Linked DNA regions of Homo sapiens: region 1 is linked to region 2. A link is an interaction called in ENCODE POLR2A ChIA-PET data of the cell type or tissue named here. Cell type or tissue: OCI-LY7. All regions are shown on one strand. Links, peaks and the distances in the headings refer to the core of each region. The heading gives the core; the rest is flanking DNA.

Region 1 (7,568 bases), core at 1,530-6,529, 810 kb after region 2:
TTCAGCACCATACCCATTCCAAAATTGACCACATAGTTGGAAGTAAAGCTCTCCTCAGCAAATGTAAAAGAACAGAAATTATAACAAACTGTCTCTCAGACCACAGTGCAATCAAACTAGAACTCAGCATTCAGAAACTCACTCAAAACCACTCAACTACATGGAAACTGAACAACCTGCTCCCGAATGACTACCGGGTACATAACGAAATGAAGGCAGAAATAAAGGTGTTCTTTGAAACCAACGAGAACAAAGACACAACATACCAGAATCTCTGGGACACATTCAAAGCAGTGTGTAGAGGGAAATTTATAGCACTAAATGCCCACAAGAGAAAGTAGGAAAGATCTAAAATCGACACCTTAACACCACAATTAAAAGAACTAGAGAAGCAAGAGCAAACACATTCAAAAGCTAGCAGAAGACAAGACATAACTAAGATCAGAGCAGAACTGAAAGAGATAGAAACACAAAAAACCCTTCAAAAAATCAATGAATCCAGGAACTGGTTTTTTGAAAAGATCAACAAAATTGATAGACCACTAGCAAGACTAATAAAGAAGAAAAGAGAGAAGAATCAAATAGACGCAATAAAAAATGATAAAGGGGATATCACCACTGATCCCACAGAAATACAAACTACCATCAGAGAATACTATAAACACCTCTACGCAAATAAGCTACAAAATCTAGAAGAAACGGATAAATTCCTCGACACATACACTCTCCCAAGACTCAACCAGGAAGAAGTTGAATCTCTGAATAGACTAATAACAGGCTCTGAAATTGAGGCAATAATTAATAGCTTACCAACCAAAAAAAGTCCAGGACCAGATGGATTCACAGCCAAATTCTACCAGAGGTACAAGGAGGAGCTGGTACCATTCCTTCTGAAACTATTCCTATCAATAGAAAAAGAGGGAATCCTCCCTAACTCATTTTATGAGGCCAGCATCATTCTGATACCAAAGCCTGGCAGAGACACAACCAAAAAAGAGAATTTTAGACCAATATCCTTGATGAACATTGATGCAAAAATCCTCAATAAAACACTGGCAAACCGAATCCAGCAGCACATCAAAAAGCTTATCCACCATGATCAAGTGGGCTTCATCCCTGGGATGCAAGGCTGGTTCAGCATACGAAAATCAATAAATGTAATCCAGCATATAAACAGAACCAAAGACAAAAACCACATGATTATCTCAATAGATGCAGAAAAGGCCTTTGACAAAATTCAACAACGCTTCATGCTAAAAACTCTCAATAAATTAGGTATTGATGGGACGTATCTCAAAATAATAAGAGCTATCTATGACAAACCCACAGCCAATATCATACTGAATGGACAAAAACTGGAAGCATTCCCTTTGAAAACTGGCACAAGATAGGGATGCCCTCTCTCACCACTCCTATTCAACATAGTGTTGGAAGTTCTGGCCAGGGCAATTAGGCAGGAGAAGGGAATAAAGGGCATTCAATTAGGAAAAGAGGAAGTCAAATTGTCCCTGTTTGCAGACGACATGATTGTATATCTAGAAAACCCCATCTTCTCAGCCCAAAATCTCCTTAAGCTGATAAGCAACTTCAGCAAAGTCTCAGGATACAAAATCAATGTGCAAAAATCACAAGCATTCTTATACACCAACAACAGAAAAACAGAGAGCCAAATCATGAGTGAACTCCCATTCACAATTGCTTCAAAGACAATAAAATACCTAGGAATCCAACTTACAAGGAATATGAAGGACCTCTTCAAGGAGAACTACAAACCACTGCTCAGGGAAATAAAAGAGGATACAAACAAATGGAAGAACATTCCATGCTCATGGGTAGGAAGAATCAATATCATGAAAATGGCCAAACTGCTCAAGGTAATTTATAGATTCAATGCCATCCCCATCAAGCTACCAATGACTTTCTTCACAGAATTGGAAGAAAACTACTTTAAAGTTCATATGGAACCAAAAAAGAGCCCACATTGCCAAGTCAATCCTAAGCCAAAAGAACAAAGCTGGAGGCATCATGCTGCCTGACTTCAAACTATACTACAAGGCTACAGTAACCAAAACAGCATGGTACTGGTACCAAAACAGAGATATAGACCAATGGAACAGAACAGAGCCCTCAGAAATAATGCCGCCTATCTACAACTATCTGATCTTTGACAAACCTGACAAAAAGAAGAAATGGGGAAAGGATTCCCTGTTTAATAAATGGTGCTGGGAAAACTGGCTAGCCATATGTCAAAGCTGAAACTGGATCCCTTCCTTACACCTTATACAAAAATTAATTCAAGATGGATCAAAGACTTACATGTTAGACCTAAAACCATAAAAACCCTAGAAGAAAACCTAGGCAATACCATTCAGGACATAGGCATGGGCAAGGACTTCATGTCTAAAACACCAAAAGCAATGGCAACAAAAGCCAAAATTGACAAATGGGATCTAATTAAACTAAAGAGCTTCTGCCCAGCAAAAGAAACCACCATCAGAGTGAACAGCCAGCCTACAGAATGGGAGAACATTTTTGCAACCTACTCATCTGACAAAGGGCTAATATCCAGAATCTACAATTAACTCAAACAAATTTACAAGAAAAAAACAAACAACCCCATCAAAAAGTGGGCAAAGGACATGAACAGACACTTCTCAAAAGAAGACATTTATGCAGCCAAAAAACACATGAAAAAATGCTCATCATCACTGGCCTCAGAGAAATGCAAATCAAAACCACAATGAGATACCATCTCACACCAGTTAGAATGGCAATCATTAAAAAGTCAGGAAACAACAGGTGCTGGAGAGGATGTGGAGAAATAGGAACACTTTTACACTGTTGGTGGGACTGTAAACTAGTTCAACCATTGTGGAAGTCAGTGTGGCGATTCCTCAGGGATCTAGAACTGGAAATACCATTTGACCCAGCCATCCCATTACTGGGTATATACCCAAAGGACTATAAATCATGCTGCTATAAAGACACATGCACACGTATGTTTATTGCGGCACTATTCACAATAGCAAAGACTTGGAACCAACCTAAATGTCCATCTATGATAGACTGGATTAAGAAAATGTGGCACATATACACCATGGAATACTATGCAACCATAAAAAATGATGAGTTCATGTCCTTTGTAGGGACATGGATGAAGCTGGAAACCATCATTCTCAGCAAACTATCGCAAGAACAAAAAACCAAAGACCGCATGTTCTCACTCATAGGTGGGAATTGAACAATGAGAACACATGGACAAAGGAAGGGGAACATCACACACCGGGAACTGTTTTGGGGTGGGGGGAGCAGGGAGGGATAGCATTAGGAGATATACCTAATGCTAAATGACGAGTTAATGGGTGCAGCACACCAACATGGCACATGTATACATATGTAACAAACCTGCACATTCTGCACATGTACCCTAAAACTTAAAGTATAATAATAAATAAATAAATAAATAAAATGTAACCATTAAAAATGAGACTAAAATCATTTCTACTTATTCATTCATAAGATTGTATTTCTATAAAATTCAAGGTCATTTAATCTAAAAAACTATCAGAATTACTAAGAATAGAGTTCAGTACTATGGTTATAAATAAATATGTGAAACTAGCTGGCAAGGATGTGGTAAAACATATAGACCCATATGCTGTTCATAAGAATTTGAGTTGGTACAACCACTTTGAAGATAATTTGGCAATATGCATCAAGAGTCTTAAAACGTTCATACAAAAAAAGTTAATACCCCTTGTGGCAGATACTATTACTTTCCCAAGAGCTGCTCGTTCCTGCTAACAGAACCTAGCAGCTGAGGCTAGGCACAGTGGCTTATACCTGTAATCCCAACACTTTGGGAGGCCAAGGCGGGAGGATCACTTGAGGCCAAATGTCAGAGACAAGCCTAGGCAACATAGGGAGAACTCATCTCTATAAAAATAGAAAATGGAAATAGCCAGGCATGATGGCATGTGCCTGTAGTCCCAGCTACTAAGGAGGCTAAGTCAGGAGGATCACTTGAGGCCAGGAGTTTGAGGTTGCAATGACCTATGATCACACCACTGCACTCCAGCCTGGGTGGCAATGTCCCCAGCCTTGATGCAACCAGGGTAGTCCCGTTATCTTTGCCAGAGATAGGTCTAGGAGTGGGTACTTGACTTAGACCATTACAAGAAAGTCTGTTGGAGACTTCTTTTTCCCTTTTGAGACAGAGTCTCGCTTTGTCGTCCAGGCTGGAGTGCAGTGGTGCGATCTCGGCTCCCTGCAACCTCCACCTCCTGGATTCAAGTGATTCTCCTGCCTCAGCCTCCAGAGTAGCTGGGATTACAGGTGTGCGCCACCATGCCTGGCTACCACATATACATATACATATATATATTCATACACACACACACACACACACACACACACACACACACATATATATATTTTTTTTTTTAGTAGAGACAGGGTTTCACCATGTTGCCCAAGCTGGTCTCAAACTCCTGGGCTCAAATGATTCTCCCACCTCAGCCTCCCAAAGTGCTGGGATTACAGGCATGAGCCACTGTGCCCGGCCCTGCTGGAGACTTTGATTCCTGGAAAGGGAGAGCTCTTAAGAATAAATCCCCTTTGCTCCCATACCTTCCTTTCCTCCTTGGACACTCTGTCAACACATTGGAAGAGAGAAAGCACCTGAGCTTTTAACAATATCACTGAGCCATTGCTCCAGCCTGTATAGTTTTTCCTCTAAACTTACATCTGAACACATAGTAGGTATCTACCATTCATAGACAACTGGCATCTTTTTAATAACCGCTTGATATTTTGGCAGTCTCATGTGTCCTACCTTCCTGTACTACAAAGCCAAAGCCCACTTATCAGACATCCTCACTCTACACTGAGGACATGTGTCCCGGGTTCTGCCAATCAGACCCAACCATATGGATGGAAGGGGAGATGAATTGACAGCCATGTGCAAGCAGCTCAGTCTTCTAGTAGTATGCTGTTGGAGAAAACTGGTCCTTTTAGAGAATCTATGGCAGAGCTTCTGAAGACCAGCCCTGGGGTCATTTGTGCCAGTCAGCAGGCCGCAGCAGCACCGATATTTCACTGGAAAGTCCCATAATGGGGCAGAGCACTGATCCTAGCAACATCATTCCTTGCTGTCATATCCCAACCTGGTTCTTTGCACCCATCCCCCAAAGTGGCTAAGTATCTTCTATAAAGACTCCTTTCTCCTTAAACATCAAGGTCTAGAGAAAGTGGATTCTCTCATTTGCAAATAAAAACTCTAACCTATAATTCCACCTCTGGCAATCTATTTCAAAGAAAATAATCCAAAACCTAGATAGAGGCCTATGCATAAGGATGACTACTGTTGTTTTACCTGCAATAGTAGAAACAAAATTAAAACCTGTCCCACAATGAGATTCTTATTAAGTAATTTGTAATAAAGTCACTTAAAGTCTCTATTATAAAATGTTTGTAATAACATGGAAAACTGCTCAGACAATAGTGCAAAATCCTATGTCGTCTGATTAGCCACATTAATAGCAACAGGAGCCCCATAAGCATTTCCCCCACTTGGGTGATGGATTTGTCACATAAGTGCCTCCTGCGGGAAACACCTTAAAGGGATGACTCACCCAGCCCATGGGTCATCCCATTGTCCTGAAAACTGCCTTCCCACACCACAAGTGTGGGTCACGGCAGCCATGTGTGCACCTCAGAAGCACATCTCCCTGGCCAGAGGTGACAGGACCTATTACCTGGGAAGATTACCTGCCCCAAGGTGGGTCAGTGAGAATCTTCTCCAGGTAGACTCAGTTATTAACTTCCTCGTGGGACTGGAACTGAGAGCCAAGCAAAGCTCAAAGAGTGTGGGGGTGGCCATCTTCCCCGTTATGGCCAGAGAAAGCTGGTCTACAGAGAAAAAAGAGGGGAGGAGAGAGAAGAGAGGAAGTGGAAGGGGGGAGGGAGAGAGAAGAATCGAAGGGAGGAGAGGGAGGGAGCAAGGGAGGAAGTGAGGAAATTGACAACTTTCCAGGTTCTAGTCTCCGCCCATTCCCGAGCTCCAGCTTCCTTCCTGGTCTCAGGCTCTGAAATCAACTCCTATGTCTTTATAATAATTTTTGCCATGAACTAGTATAAGTGGGCTTCTGTTACTCAAGGACAATTTTCTAACACATTTCTAAAGGTGAAATCTCAGGATGGCAGGAGCACTCTGAGGGCACCTCATTCAGCATCCCTGACTTCTCTCCACCTCAGCCTTCATCTTTCAGAGGCTGCCACTCATAGCTCAGTCTGCACATCCAAAAGCTAGAATTACCCCAGGCACGTTTGGCCAAAACTGCTTGGCGGGCTCCCTTCATCATACTGATCAGGGTGAGAAACCAGAAGAGAACAGGAATGAGCCAGAGTCTAAATCATCTGCAGAAGGATGGGCTTGCCTTTGCTGGAAGGAAAACAAAAGTTTGGAGCTGGAAGTTGTTTAAATGGTCTTGGCCAGAGCCAGAGAGAAGAAAGCCAGCCCAGAGATTGAGCATTTTGAAGAGAAAGCAGAGAGCTCAGCAGTTGCTAGAAAATCCAGGCATCAGGGAAATAAACGGGTAAGAGAGAACATTTAGGAAATTTGCCAAATAACTCCCCATTGGCAACCCCCCTAAGGAAACCTTCAGCAACTCTGTTCATGACCCTCACAAGGCTTCTAGGGCCTTGTGCATTTCCTTTAGATGCATAATTGTACTGAGATTGTATTAATAAAAGGAGGTCCAGTTTTCTTTCAATTATACAGTAGGGAAAGTGATTTATTTGCTACTTAGGGTATTGAGGATGATATTTGGTGGTTTTTAATCTTAAAAATAAGAGGAAAGGGAGCTAGAGGAAGGTTTGGACATCTCCTGAGAAAAGTACTGCCGGCAACTACACATTCAGACTACTCCCCAGCATGCAGAACAAGCTGTGGTGTGCAGAAGGGCTCCAGCCGTCCTTCTGCACCATTTGCAGTGGAACCTCTCCAGGAAGCTTGTTCGAAATGTAATTCAATTAATGGTGATGAGTTGACTGCTGATCACAAAGATTAAAGCCTTTGCGGATGCAGAAAATTCAGGCGCCCCCACCCACTGTCCTGGGCAGTGATGCAGCCTCACTAGCTGACAATGAATGACTACTCTCTCCTCTGTACTGTTAGGATCCCTGTCACTAGAGAGGCTACGAGCTTCCCATTCAGCACCCACTCCTGCCACCTCCAGAGAAACCACTCAAATCCAGAAATACCAAGGCAGTACTTTGTTCTGAGACTCAGGCTTTCCATGTGGCCTTCTAGGACATGAAAAAGGAGAATGGGCTACAGAGAAAGGACTTTCTGGAAGGTCATAGTCATGTCTGTACATGTGAAGGCAGTTATTATACTCCGACAAGCATCAGGAATAGGGTTGTAAAAAGAAATCTCTATCTTCTCTCCCCTATCCTATTCATTCAGAATCCTTCGGGTCTCTTTCTATTCTCTCTTCCTCTCTCACACTCTTGACTCCTTGATTATTTGGAGAATCCTATGATGTTTGTATAAAACAATGATTGTC
Region 2 (7,568 bases), core at 1,345-6,344:
CTCCGACTGCCCTGGCCCTCTGCAGAGCCTCCTGAGTAGGTAAGGTAGTGGCTGGCTCTCTGCTCTGGATGATTTCTGTTGACCCAGTTCTGGGAGTGGTTTCATGGCTTGGGGAAGAGCCAAGAACTTCACAGAAAGGACTACACAGAAATTCGTGACAGCCCCAGGGCCTGCTTGGGACTCTGAGGGCTGAATTTTTTTTTTTTAAATCTTGGGGAGAGAGTTTTGGTTATGGTCCCCAGCAAAGACAGCCTGGGAGATTTCTTCTACCAGCCTCCGTGAGGAGTTCAGATCCTGGGTCCCTCAGCACAGTCCACATCTGAGGCTGTAGCTGTGATGAACTTAAAAATCAATGCTGCCGCCCAACCCCTTGGCTTCAGAAGTGCCCTTGGTTCAAATGTTCAAAGCAGCCCTGAGTTATCTTCGCGGCTTCTCCAAATTCCTCCACTACTCTAGGCCCCGAGGAAGGAAAATGTTAATCCATCTCAGACTGCCAACTCCCCCAACCCCAACCCCAACCCCAACCACCCTCCTTCTGCTAGGCTGGAAACTTTGCAAACTGGAAAATGTCTGTGTGCTGGAGGCCAATGCCCCTGCTCCAGGCCTCTTGCTCCCCGACCCCAGGCCTCATCCCAAATCCAGTCCTCCCTGTAAAGTTCCAAAGCTCAAAAAGCTGCTTGCCTGTGTGCAGGCGGGCACGCGATGGTGGTGGGAAAGCACAGATGCATCTGTGGGCCTCTCCTCTGGAGAGATTTGCCTTTCACTGCCTGAGATGCAGCTGAGGAGGAAATGTTCCCTGATTCCTGACCTGGTAGATCAGCTGGGGCCATTGTGTGCTCTGGTTTATAATATTAATAGGAATACTAATAATACCTGCCATTTCTTGAGCACTTTAACTAGGTTCTTCACCAGGGTTGTTCAATTTAATTATCACAAGAGCCCTATGAGGTAGATGCTATATAGAATATAGTATATATAAAATAATATAACTTTTTTTTTGAGATGGAGTTTTGCTCTTGTTGCTCAGGTTGGAGTGCAATGGTATGATCTCGGCTCACTGCAACCTCCACCTCCTGGGTTCAAGCAGTTCTCCTGCCTCAGCCTCCCAGGTTGCTGGGATTACCAGCATAACTGGCTAATTTTGTATTTTTTGTAGAGACGGGGTTTCACCATGTTGGTCAGGCTGGTCTCAAACTCCTGACCTCAGGTGATCCACCTGCCTTGGTCTCCCAAAGTGCTGGGATTACAGGTGTGAGCCACTGCGCCTGGCCACTTTTCTTTTTTCTTTTTCTTTCTTTCTTTCTTTTTTTTTTTTTTTTTTTGAGATACTGTCTCATTCTATCACCCAGGCTGGAGTGTAGTGGTGTGATAACTGCTCACTGTAGCCTTGACCTCCTGGGCTCAAGTGATCCTCCTGCCTCAGCCCCCTTTAGTAGAGATAAGGTTTCGCTATGTTGCCCAGGCTAGGCTTGAACTCCTGAGCTCAAGCGATCTGCCCGCCTCAGCCTCCCAAAGTGTCAGGGTTACAGGCCGTGTTTTCCGAGATTCACCTGAAGACTCTAAACATGAGACAGAGGGGGTAGATGGGAAGAGAAGAAAGGGGAGGAGAGGAAGGGAAGAGACAGGGTAGGGGGTACAGAGACACACACACACACACACACACACACACACACAGAGCGAGAGAGAGAGAGGTGTGAGGCACATTTGGAGCCAACTGTGCTTCTACCAGTAGTAAGACCACTGATGCATAAGTAAGTGTTTCTTACAGATATGGGCCACGTGGGGCAAAGGGCTGGCCTCATAAACCTGCCCAGAAGGGAAAGGTGACCCTGAAGACAGATGGACCCCCAAATTCCTGGAGATTGAGGGAGGAAAGCAGCAGCCACACAGAGGAACCTGCAGCCAAGTGTTCCATTTGGGGTTCCCAAAGAATCCACAAAGCACCCATGAGGGGAGAGTTCAGGCCAGAGAAAACCCGCCTTAAATGTTAGTTGTGAGCAAAAAAAGGCAATGCTGGGTGACACCGGTAACAGTCAAATAATACCGTTCCTGCCCTCCTCCTTTTCCCACTGCACACATACCCAGTGTGGGAATCAGAATGTCTTGATGGAGGGGCACTTTGGTGGTAGCTGCTTTATCTGGAGCCTCTAGGATTGAAGTGGGTGGACAGCACACTGAACCATCCTGACAAGCACGATCTGTGGCCAGAAGCCAACTTCGGCCCCCACAATGCAGTCATGGTCCCCCCTTCACTTTCCCAGACCTAAGCCGGTTCACGTCCTGGAACCACGTGATCAACACGGTTCTTGGCCTTCTTGAGAAAGAAATCTGCAAAATGCCACAAATACATCCATATATATACTGCAAAACTACTCCTAAGCCTTGACCACTGGGATCTGCAGACACTGGATCTGAGGAATGAGGAAACAGGCAGTCCTTTTAGGGGCCGCTAGACACTAGATTTTAATTTTTGCTAATTCCTGGGAACTCAAACTACCCCCTTGGTCTACTAGTCAAAGGAAAGGTTTATGGTGGTGAGCTGATAAATGGAGTTTTGACCAAACTTCATCTCACACTGGGCCCATGGACTCACTCTTGTGATACTTCCTTAGTCTCTAGGTATCTAATTGGAATAGACATACTCTGCAATTGACAGAATCATCACATTAGCTCCCTGACCTATAGACTGAGAGCTATTATGAATTTTCCTCTTCCTGCAAGGATAGTAAGCTAAAAACAATATTGCATCCTTGGCAGGGGGTGGGGGGAGGATTTTAGAGAATAGCATCAAAATACAGGGATCCTGGAATCAAGAAGGTAAAAGTGAGCAAAGCTTCCTTCACTACTATACCTAATAACACACTCATAATTTTTGCTTCCTGACTTTGCAACTTTGGACTCAGCTAGTTTGGAAGTCTTGGTTTTCAAGGGAGAAACCAGGAAACACAACAATGACACCACAGAATTGGAAGTTTAGACTGCTACCTAGCCTCTAATGTTAGGCTGCTAACAGGCACAGATGGTGTTTACCATTTGTATTAGTTTTCGCATTGCTATATAGAAATACCTGAGGTCGGGTGCAGTGGCTTACGCCTGTAATCTCAGCACTTTGGGAGGCTGAGGTGGGTGGATCACCTGAGGTCAGGAGTTCGAGACCAGCCTGACCAACATGGTGAAATCCTGTCTCTACTAAAAATACAAAAATTAGCCAGGTGTGGTGGAGCATGCCTGTAATCCCACCTACTTGGGAGGCTGAGGCAGGAGAATCACTTGAACCTGGGAGGTGGAGGTTGCAGTGAGCCAAGATCACACCTTTGCACTCCAGCCTGGGCAACAAGGGCGAAACTCCATCTCAAAAAAAAAAAAAGAAAAGAAATACCTGAGACTGGATAACTTATAAAGAAAAGAGGTTTAATTGGCTCAGAGTTCTGCAGGCCATGCAGGAAGCATAGTGGCTTATGCTTCTTGGGAGGCCTCATGAAACTTACAATCATAGTGGAAGGCAAAGAGGAAGCAGGAATGTCTTATGTGGCTGGAGCAGGAGGAAGAGAGAGAGAGACAGAGAGAGAGAGGGGAGGAGCTACACACGCTTAAACAACCAGATCTCACGATAACTCACTCACTATCACAAGAACAGTACCAAGGGGAATGGCGCTAACCCATTCATGGGAACTTCACCCCCCATGATCCTGTTACCTCTCACCAGGCCCCACCTCCAACAGGGAGGATTACAATTCAACATGAGATTTGGGTGGGGACACAGATCCAAACCATATCACCATACTAGTGGGATGATTGATCCTGATTATCAATACATTCATTGTTTTGCTTAAGTTAGTTTGAGTTGGTTTCCTGTCCTTTGCAACAAAGATATATAGTAGGAGCTCAATAACTACTAAATTGTGAGTTAGTTTCTCTTCCATCTCTTTAGGTTGCTCCATGAATGGGCCACAGAGTAGCATGAATAATTCCCATTTTTTTCTATGGGTGAGAGGGTCCATTCTGACCCGGTTCCTGACTACACCTGGAAATGGAGTCCACTCTGAGGTGGGGTGGGGGCAAAGGGGAGTGCAACCTGGAGAGAGCAGCAGAGAATGGAAACAAACTTTGGTTGTTTTTTAAAACATGAAAAAAAATGTAGCAATTTCACTTCATGTTTAGTATCACTTTACATTTTATTCCTCTCCCCAAACACTCTCAGGGCCTCTGAAAGTTTCTGCAGTGCACAATTTGAAATTGCTTCTTTGTTTCATAACTCCAGGGATAGCTTGAGGTAAGAGTCAGAGCTCTAAAGGAAGTCACCTTTGTGCCCCCGCTTCTCTTTGTTACAATGCCCAGTGATGCTTACTTAATGGGTCGGAAATGAGGTCTCAGGTGTTTATGTCAGAGCTTTGAGAATCTTATCTGGTGGTGCAACTTTCACTCAAAATTAATGTGCTGCATGGTGAGGGGGATGAATAAACTCGTTAGGAGAGTGAACAGATTTCCTCATTGTCACCTAACAGCATTCATTGTTTGTGTGCTTAGAATAATGTCTTTTCTACAAACCAAATGGGAAAATGCCCTAATGTATTTCCCTGAATTTGGCCTGCCACTATTGTAAATTACCTTGCTTAATGGACTTTGATATTCTGTTATCTATTTGGAAACTTCTGAGCTCCTGGAGAACCAAATCAAGTGTCTTAGTCCCAGGAAGGGAAGGCAGGCTTAGAAGATTTACAGCTCTGTGAACATCATTATTGATGTTTGTTGTGTTTTGCAAACAACTTTCCTGTGGAATAAGTGCTTATGATGATGCTGCGGGCAGTTTTTCTGATAAGTCGCCCTGAAATAATGACTACCAGGGACCATAAATTCCCTTTGGAAATCAACATTCCAGGAAGGTATTTGGCAATTATTTCAACCCCACCCCCACCCCCACCTCAGCTGCTCGTGGGAACCCTGCCAAGTTCCTCAGCAACCTTCAGGGTATTTACTAAGGTCGCTAAAATAATCATAACAACAACAACTCCAACAACTCCAACTCACTCCAACTCCAACAGCACACATTTGTAGCTTACAGAGGGGTTCACAGACCTTATCTCACTGAAGAAATGCGGAAGTTGAGGCCCAGGGACACCAGCCAGTAGTGAGGGCTGCTGGAAACAGGGCAGGGCCCACTGTCTCTACTCTGTACTTCTGTGTTGGTTAATTTTATGTGTTGACTTGACTGGGCCACATGCCACCCAGATATTTGGTTAGACATTATTCCGAGTGCTTCTGTGAGGGTGTTTTTGGATGAGAATAACTTTTCTTATTTTTTGTTACTATTTTTTTCAAGAGTCAGAGTCTTGCTTTGTCACCCAGGTTGGAGTGCAGTGGCATGATCACAGCTCACTGCAGCCTGAAACTCCTGGGCTCAGGTGATCCTCCTTCCTCAGCTTCCCAAACAGCTAGGACTACAGATGTGCATCACCACATCAAACAAAGTTTTTATTTTTATTTTTCTAGAGATGAGGTCTTGCTGTGTTACCCAGACTGGCCTTGTTCTTTTTGAGATAGGATCTCGCTCCATTGCCCAGCCTCCAGGCTGGAGTGCAGTGGTGCGATCTCAGCTGACTGCAACCTCTGCCTCCCAGGCTCAAGTGATCCTCCCACCTCAGCCTCTGAGTAGCTGGGACTACAGGTACGTGCCACCATGCCTGGCTAATTTTTGTATTTTTTGCAGAGATGTAAGTTTCATCATGTTGCCCAAGCTGGTCTTGAACTCCTGGACTCAAGTGATCCACCTGCCTCAGACTCCCAAAATGCTGGGATTACAGGCATGTGCCACCACACCTTGCTGAGAATAACATTTAAGTAGTAGACAGAGTAAAGCAGGTTATCTTTTTTAACGTGGTTGGGCCTTATCCAATTAGTTGAAGGCCTGAATAAAACAAAAACGCTGACCCTCCCCCAATTAAGAATTCTTCTGCCTGATGGCCTGTGAACTGGAACATAGGCTTTTCCTGGTTCCACAGCGACTTCTGGCCTTTGGGCTTAAACTAGGACATCAGCTCTACAGATTTTGGATTTGCCGGACCCCATAATCATGTGAGCCAATTCCTTAGAAGTCTCTCTCTCTCTCAATCTGTCTGCCATCTCTCAGTAGCCATGTTCACAAACTCTTTATGTGTATATATGGCTGCTATTGGTTCTGTTTCTCTGGAGGACTCTGACTAGTACAGCCACTCATCTCATGTCATTAAACAATGTACCCCCACTGGCCCCCCTTGCCAGTCCCTGAGCTGAGGTGCAGGCTTGAGTGAGGGAGACAAAAGGCTAAGATTGCTTGTGAGAGTAAAGTGTTTTTAGATTTTTAAAAATTTAAATTGTGGTAAAATACAGATAAAAATTTACCCTACTGATCATTTTTTTAAGTGTATAGCTCAGTAGGATAATATATTCACAGTGCTGTATAAAGTTTTGATTTTAGCTGGACTAGATAAGACTCTTTAATACCTGAAGATAACATCATCCTTAGAGCCAAAAGTGACCCCAAATTATGGGATTTTCAGGGAGAGGAAAAAAACAAAAAAAAGCTCTTGCCTGTTTGCCTCGTGGAGCTGAGGCCTTTCTCTAAACCATGGTGGGAGCCAGCTGTAGAGCTGTGATAACAGCAAGGTCATGAGGAGCCACAGAACCGGAGGAGGGGCCACAGAACTGGAGGAGGAGACACAGAACCAGAGGAGGGGCCACAGAACCGGAGGAGGGGCCACAGAACCAGAGGAGGGGCCACAGAACCAGAGGAGGGGCCACAGAACCGGACGAAGAGCCACTGAACCGAAGGAGGAGCCACAGAACCAGGGGAGGAGCCACAGAACGAGAGGAGGAGCCACAGAACCAGAGGAGGAGTCACAGAACCAGAGGAGGAGCCACAGAACCAGAAGAGGAGCCACAGAACTGGAGGAGGAGCCACAGAACCAGAGGAGGAGTCACAGAACTGGAGGAGGAGCCACAGAACCGGAGGAGGAGACACAGAACCGGACAAAGAGCCACTGAACCGAAGGAGGAGCCACAGAACCAGGGGAGGAGCCACAGAACCAGAGGAGGAGCCACAGAACCAGGGGAGGAGCCACAGAACCAGAGGAGGAGCCACAGAACCAGGGGAGGAGCCACAGAACCAGAGGAGGAGGCACAGAACTGGAGGAGGAGCCACAGAACCAGAGGAGGAGACACAGAACCGGATGAAGAGCCACTGAACTGAAGGAGGAGCCACAGAACTGGAGGAGGAGCCACAGAACTGGAGGAGGAGCCACAGAACAAGAGGAGGAGCCACAGAACCAGAGGAGGAGTCACAGAACCAGAGGAGGAGCCACAGAACTGGAGGAGGAGCCACAGAACCAGAGGAGGAGTCACAGAACCGGATGAAGAGACACTGAACCGAAGGAGGAGCCACAGAACCAGGGGAGGAGCCACAGAACGAGAGGAGGAGCCACAGAACCAGAGGAGGAGTCACAGAACCAGAGGAGGAGCCACAGAACTGGACGAGGGGCCACAGAACCTGATGAGGGGGCCACAGAACCGGAGCAGGGGCCACAGAACCCGGG

What was found. Peaks named below come from ENCODE experiments on the same cell type or tissue, not always from the same donor. Only the 100,000 strongest peaks of a DNase experiment are listed, where the experiment ranks them.
Region 1: POLR2A ChIA-PET joins it to region 2 with 5 read pairs; 2 of 35 experiments call an interaction of 5 or more read pairs at or near these places.

Annotation. Positions count from the first base shown.
Region 1 is chr5:133,129,004-133,136,571 of GRCh38, reverse strand. No RefSeq gene overlaps it. Among named protein-coding and RNA genes, the nearest start is that of CTB-49A3.2, 75 kb to the left of the region's middle. In OCI-LY7, for the core only: no CTCF peak of the experiment used is centred there; no DNase peak of the experiment used is centred there.
Region 2 is chr5:133,935,865-133,943,432 of GRCh38, reverse strand. All of the region lies in intron 3 of LOC105379182 (a long non-coding RNA gene), which reads left to right. Among named protein-coding and RNA genes, the nearest start is that of WSPAR, 26 kb to the right of the region's middle. In OCI-LY7, for the core only: no CTCF peak of the experiment used is centred there; DNase peaks (open chromatin) are centred at 1,732, 3,616, 4,332 and 5,112; H3K4me3 peaks cover 1,929 bases; H3K27ac peaks cover 4,474 bases.